2 separate regions of the Homo sapiens genome follow, and region 1 is linked to region 2. A link is an interaction called in ENCODE POLR2A ChIA-PET data of the cell type or tissue named here. Cell type or tissue: MCF 10A. All regions are shown on one strand. Links, peaks and the distances in the headings refer to the core of each region. The heading gives the core; the rest is flanking DNA.

Region 1 (2,909 bases), core at 186-2,685, 97 kb before region 2:
TATGAGTACTTTGGCTGTTGGTAGTGCCTTACTTTCAGAAGGATAATTTTTGGAGAAATTTCACTTCGTATTTAGGTATGTATGGTCTCTCATCTTGGTCTTGGTGAATCAGACTTGTCATAGGAGTGCTCCAACTTTCTTGTTGGTAGTAGCTTGAGCCCTCTGAAAAGTAATTAATCCATACTTCATAAAGAGTTGTTCTGAAATTAGTCACCTCTGTACTGTACTGTTTTTTTTTGTTTTTTTGTTTTTTTTTTTTTGAGGAGTCTCGCTCTGTCACCAGGCTGGAGTGCAGTGGCATGATCTCCACTCACTGCAACCTCTGCCTCCTGGGCTCAAGCAATTCTCTTGCTTCAGCCTCCCAAGTAGCTGGAATTACAGGCATGTGCCACCACAGCCGGCTAATTTTGTACTTTTAGTAGAGATGGGGTTTCGCCAATTGGCCAGGCTGGTCTTGAACTCCTGACCTCAAGTGATCCGCCCACCTTGGCCTCCCAGAGTGCTGGGATTGCAGGCGTGAGCCACCATGCCCAGCTGGGAGAAGCTTTAACCTGGATTCAGGAACAGAGGTAGGAGAACCTAAGATCACAGGCCTCATCTGACGTGGTCATTTTGCACATACTTCTTAGCTTTTTGGAGATCTTTTCATTTTGTTTCCATCTTAAATAACCTTTTCCCTGTGGAGAAGGTGCCTTTTTTGGAGAGAGCCATTAAGATTCTTTTATCCTGCTGCCTGCCTGAGTATTCTGGGAATCCTACAAGGATTTGAGGGAGCCCTTGGGATTCCAACCTAACAAATTAGTTTTCTGTAATATTGTTCTAGTCCATTTAGATTGTGTAAATGATCTAAATGGTGTAACCATTTAATATCAAAAGTATAACAGCATTTAAGTCAGCTTTTCGAAGAAACTTTTATTTTTTAACTAAAAACAAACTTTTTTTCAGAGACAAGGTCTCACTATGTTGCCCAGGCTGGACATGAACTCCTGGGCTTAAGACATCCTCCTACCCTAGCCTCCTGAGTAGCTGGGACTGTGGGCACACGCCACCATGCCTGGCCAAAGACACTTTTTTATAGCTCTGCCTGCTGCTATAACAAGTGTTCCTAAATACCCATGTACATCCTATATTATTAGATTTCCTCAACTCTGGTTAGCTATGACTGAAACATTCATGCCATTGCAGCCAGTGCCCTGGAAAGCTATAAGCAAGTCTTAAGACCTGTGATAAGGGCTGACTTGCAAGCTAGCTGCCATCCATCTTAATATCTGACGAGCCCAGTCATGTTGGCTGTGTTTAATTGATCCATTTCCTACTTGCTTCCTCAACCCAGAGGCCAAGGGCAGCACAAAAGGATAGTGAATCTAAATGTCTCCAGTTTTTTGAGGTATAGGAATCTCCTATGAAGTGGCAGACCTTTGAGAAATAGTATTATGAGCTGTTCTGTTTTGCTGTGGCTTTGGAAAACCTTTGGATTCCTCTACTGAAAATTTGTTTGAAAAAAAAATCTTTTTAATGAAACAGTGTGAGTCATAAAGCAGCCACCACCCCTTCTCATAATAGCATTTCTCACCAGGGGAATTTTTGGTAGCTGTTGGGGGAGGGATTTGAGTAGGTTGTGGATGATAAATCCCTTGAGGGGAACATAACCAAAGGCTGCCATATCAGAACGCTGGTGCTTTCCATGCTGACACCAAGCCCTGAATTCAAAGTGCAGGACAGCAGAATAGAACAGAGAAGCCTGTGCTCAGTGAATTGCTGCAGTAGCATGACCAGTGAGACTGGAGTTTCAATTAAAACACCGTTGTAGTGTAAAAGGATCATGAGATGGAAGGAGGCCTTGGGTTAGAGAGCCAGAAGCCATTTATAGGCAGAACATCAGCTTTCTGGATTAAAGGATGGCTGTGGACCTAATGATGAGAATCTAGAGGTCATGGGGAATTTCCTTACTGTCTGTGCCCCCCTTTTCCATATGGTCAGCTTGGTGCTTGGCACTGATCATGGCACACTTTACAAAAAGTGGATTCATATAAGGTCGTCTGTGCTCTTCTAAGATTTTAGGTCTAAAGCATTTAGAGTGGCGCCCAGAGGAGACGCCACCCAGTCAGCCTCCTTGTGGCATAGTGAAAATGAAACATTTAGGGATACTGAGAGCTTAGAACAAGCCAGAATTATGATATCAAATCTCAGTTGCCTGTCTTAAACTTTTCTGCCAACCTAGCGTGAGTTTTAGCTGTTTTCAACTTCATTATTTACAGTTTCTCGGGACTCATGTCTGAACCACTATCTTACATAAGCTACAGACGGGAAGGGCTGAACGGTTATTAGAAATGTGTTAAGATTTGCTTTCCTTTGGAGAGTCATGGCCTGTCTTCTGTGTTTTCCTGGCTTTGTACTTTTCTTCAAAGCCTGTTACCGGTTCCAGGTCTCCAGAGCTCAATAAAGGGGAAACAGGAAGTGAGCATTTGATGCATAAGAGCCAGCAAAACATAATAAAGGGCACAGGCATGGAACCAGGAGAGAGAATTGTGGGAGTGAGTTTTCTTGAAGGCATCAGTTCTGTAGGATTAGAGATACATCCTTCAACAATGACTTTTAACTCCTTCAAACAAGGAAAAAGCAATTAGGAACCTCTGTTCAGAAAGGACCAATTTTTCTTAGGTTATATAGTAGAGGTTCAACACTTTCATATGACAGCATACAAGTAATTATAAAGTATCTTTTGCCTAAGGAGTTCAGAACACAGAGAAAAGTGATGATCACCTTTATAAAGGAGTAAGAATTACTTCTCTGTCTCTTTACTTGAGGGCCCACAGGGTAAGTCTTATCATGAGTTCCAGCCTGGAGCCCTGACTCTTACTTTTTCTGTCCATTCAATTTTTTTTTTTTTTCCGAGATGGAGTCTCACT
Region 2 (2,909 bases), core at 137-2,636:
CTTCCAGATCATGGTTCTCCCTTCCTCCCTGAGGACACCAAATTGGATGAGAGCAAGTTTGAGAGAAGAATGAATCAACTGCTATCCTTCCCCTCACCCCTCAGCCCAGGAGGGAAAGGGCATTTTCTTTTTCATCTTTGAAAGGCATTGTGGGTCTGTCTTTAAAGTGTTTACAAAAAAAAATTATATAAAAAAAAAGTCTAGTGTCGACTGGTGTTTTCCCTCGTGATGTTTACAGCTTGCTGTTTGCTGCCCAGCCATAACCCACTCAGTGACAGACGAACACAGCTAAGGCCTCGCTGCCAGCCTTCTGACGGCGGGCGAGCACACGGTCTCTTCCCCTGCCCCAACTGGCCCTCTCCACCACCAACTTCTCTACTTTGGGTTTGTTTGGTTTTTTCCCTCTATTTTTCTGGCTGGTTTTTTGCTCTTTTCTCCCCTTGAGACCCTAATATCTTGACTTCATTGCCAAAAAACAACCCATTGAGAACTTTCTTCCTACTGATCCCATCTCTTTTCCCTTCTTTCCTCCTGGTTCCGGTCAGTTCAGAGGATTTAACAATCACAAGTGTCCTGCAAAAATGCCTGAACATTATTCTTAGGCCCTCGTGGATTTTTTTTTTCAGAAAACTTAAACAAAAAAAGACTTACTAAGAAATATGTACAGCTACCCCTGTTTTCAGGCACTATGTTTGAGAACATTTTAGCCATTGATGTTCACACGTGGCATCAGCCCATGCAAGATAGGTTTCTGTATTTATATATTAAAATACAAAAAAAAACTTATAAAATGTTTAAAAAAATGTTCAAAGCTTGGGAGAAAAGCTTTCTTCATTAGTCAAGGTGTTTTGATATGGTATTAAAATGTCTAATAAAAGATGGCACTGCGTGATTTTATTTTAATGAAGTGTTATACAATCAAGAAATGGGGGCAAGGGCCTGCCCCCCACTCCCTCACCTACCTCCTTAGCATTCCTTCAGGCTGCTACTCGGGGCTCCAGGTGTGTGAATTGGTCCTCAGATAGTCAGGCCTGGGTGGAGGGAGTGGCAAGTCAGGCGTGCCTCCTACAAGCTTCCTAACCTCTTAAGCATCATGGAACCAGTCAGCCCTCTGTGGAGTCATTGTGCTGGACCTCTGAAAAGATCTGCAGGGGCCAAGATGTTGCAGCCACCGGAGGCTGCAAGGATGTGGGTTCTTCCAGGTGTGGGCCCAGCCCCCCTCCTTCCAGCCTTTGCTCCCCATCCCACGTTCCACTCGCCCTGCCTGTTGTTCAGTTTGCGTCTCAGTGCTGACTCACGGGCATGCTTCATTGAGGCCCAGGAAGAGGCCCTGGTTTGGGGCTGTGCCAGCTCAGAGCCCTTGAACCAGAACCAACTGCTCAGGCTCACAAAAGTTGGCAAAATGCGGGCTGGGCAGGCAGCTCGGGGCAGGGAGCAGCAGTGCAGGCCTGGCCTGTGTCCCCGTGCCCAGCGGGCTCCCGGAGCAGCATTCCAGAGCCTCCTGCAGAGCCAGCGAAGGAAAGCTCTAGAGGGAGACGACTCCACCGCCTCTCTGCTCTGACCCTTCTCAGGCCCGCCTGATGTGCTGGACCATCCCCCTGCTGCCACGGCCCCTGGCTCCGCAGTCACCCTCCATCAGATGCTTCCAGAAGCACCTACTCTGTGCAAGGGCATTCACAACAGGCCAGTGGGCAAACGTGAGCCAGGGCCAGCGGAGAAACACTAAAGAAGACTCGGTGGTTCAGAGCCTGGGTCTCAGCGCGGGACCCGTCTGGGGTGAAGACCTTGGGGCTGTTGTGAGTCGGTGGCAGGAACGTGGGCTCTAGACTGTGCATTCAGGCTCTCCTACTTGGCAGAATGATCTTGGGGAAACGACTTCATCTGAACTTCAGATATTTCACATGTGAAGCGGGGACAAAACCATGCAGCTCAGAGGTCCCTGTGGGGGCTGGGGGAGCTGCCCTGCAGGTCTTGGCACATGCACAGCAGGCTCCCCATAGCTTTGTCACCACAAAGGGCACTGTTCTATTCACAGCACCTCCTGCTTCTGCCTGGCAACTGTGTCTCCCTGTGCTATATTTAATTCCACCAGCAAAGCTGGCGAGGCAGGGCCCAGCCCTGAAGGAGATCTCCTTGCCTGACCCCTGGACCTGGAAATGGAGGCTTCATGTGCCCGCCTTGGCGGCTTAAGCCTGCTGCTTTGGCAGTGCCATGGGTGAGCCGAGCAGCTGTGAGGTGGGTGGGGCAGGGCTGTAGCCCACGCCGGGTGCTATTCCAGGCTCTAGGGGCTGGTGCTCATCCCCACCCCCAGCGACTTCCGTCCTACCTGGCATGCTGCAGCCCTCTGCCGGCTGTGGTGTCCTCTGAATTTGGACCCAGGTTGCCTGCTCTTGTTGTGGGGGTGGGATTGGGGCTGTCTGTGTTTCCCAGGTGGAGCTCATGTTTGTGATCCTCTATCTGGACAGCTCTCCAGAATCCTGTGTTGCCCCTGTTCTGCCTTTCTGGGATGGGAGAGAAGGTGAGGGAGCCGGCGAGCAGGTTCTACCCTCTCTGCTAAGGGCCTAGCACACTTTGATGAGGTTCCTGGACGTGAGACCCTCACAAAGACCAACCATTCCTCTAATAGCCATTTAACGGTACTGCAGTTCATGGGAAAATGTCCTCATTCTTAGGAGATAGATGCTGGATTATATAGGTGAATGCCTTCAAGAAATGTGTAATTTAATTCCAAATAGTTCCCCCCAAAATACACAAAGCAAATAAGGCCAAAATGTTCATTGTTGAATCTGCAGTGGCTGGTATTTCAGTGAACAGTGTACTTGTTCTTTCAACTTTTCTGTATGTTTGGAATTTTTCTTAATAAAAGATTGTGGGAAATGGTCATTTGCTGAGCGCCTCCTAGTTGCCAG

The links. ChIA-PET counts read pairs that join two places held together with the same protein. Peaks named below come from ENCODE experiments on the same cell type or tissue, not always from the same donor. Only the 100,000 strongest peaks of a DNase experiment are listed, where the experiment ranks them.
Region 1: POLR2A ChIA-PET joins it to region 2 with 55 read pairs; 8 of 35 experiments call an interaction of 5 or more read pairs at or near these places.

Annotation. Positions count from the first base shown.
Region 1 is chr16:75,010,473-75,013,381 of GRCh38, forward strand. All of the region lies in intron 1 of ZNRF1 (zinc and ring finger 1), which reads left to right. Among named protein-coding and RNA genes, the nearest start is that of ZNRF1, 13 kb to the left of the region's middle. RefSeq lists enhancers at 1,348-1,457, 1,768-1,857. In MCF 10A, for the core only: no CTCF peak of the experiment used is centred there; DNase peaks (open chromatin) are centred at 1,299 and 1,589.
Region 2 is chr16:75,107,831-75,110,739 of GRCh38, forward strand. ZNRF1 (zinc and ring finger 1) reads left to right here. Exons shown (of 5, transcript NM_032268.5): 5 at 1-2,909. Among named protein-coding and RNA genes, the nearest start is that of LDHD, 7.5 kb to the right of the region's middle. RefSeq lists enhancers at 1-5, 1,200-1,349, 1,380-1,459. In MCF 10A, for the core only: no CTCF peak of the experiment used is centred there; a DNase peak (open chromatin) is centred at 1,331.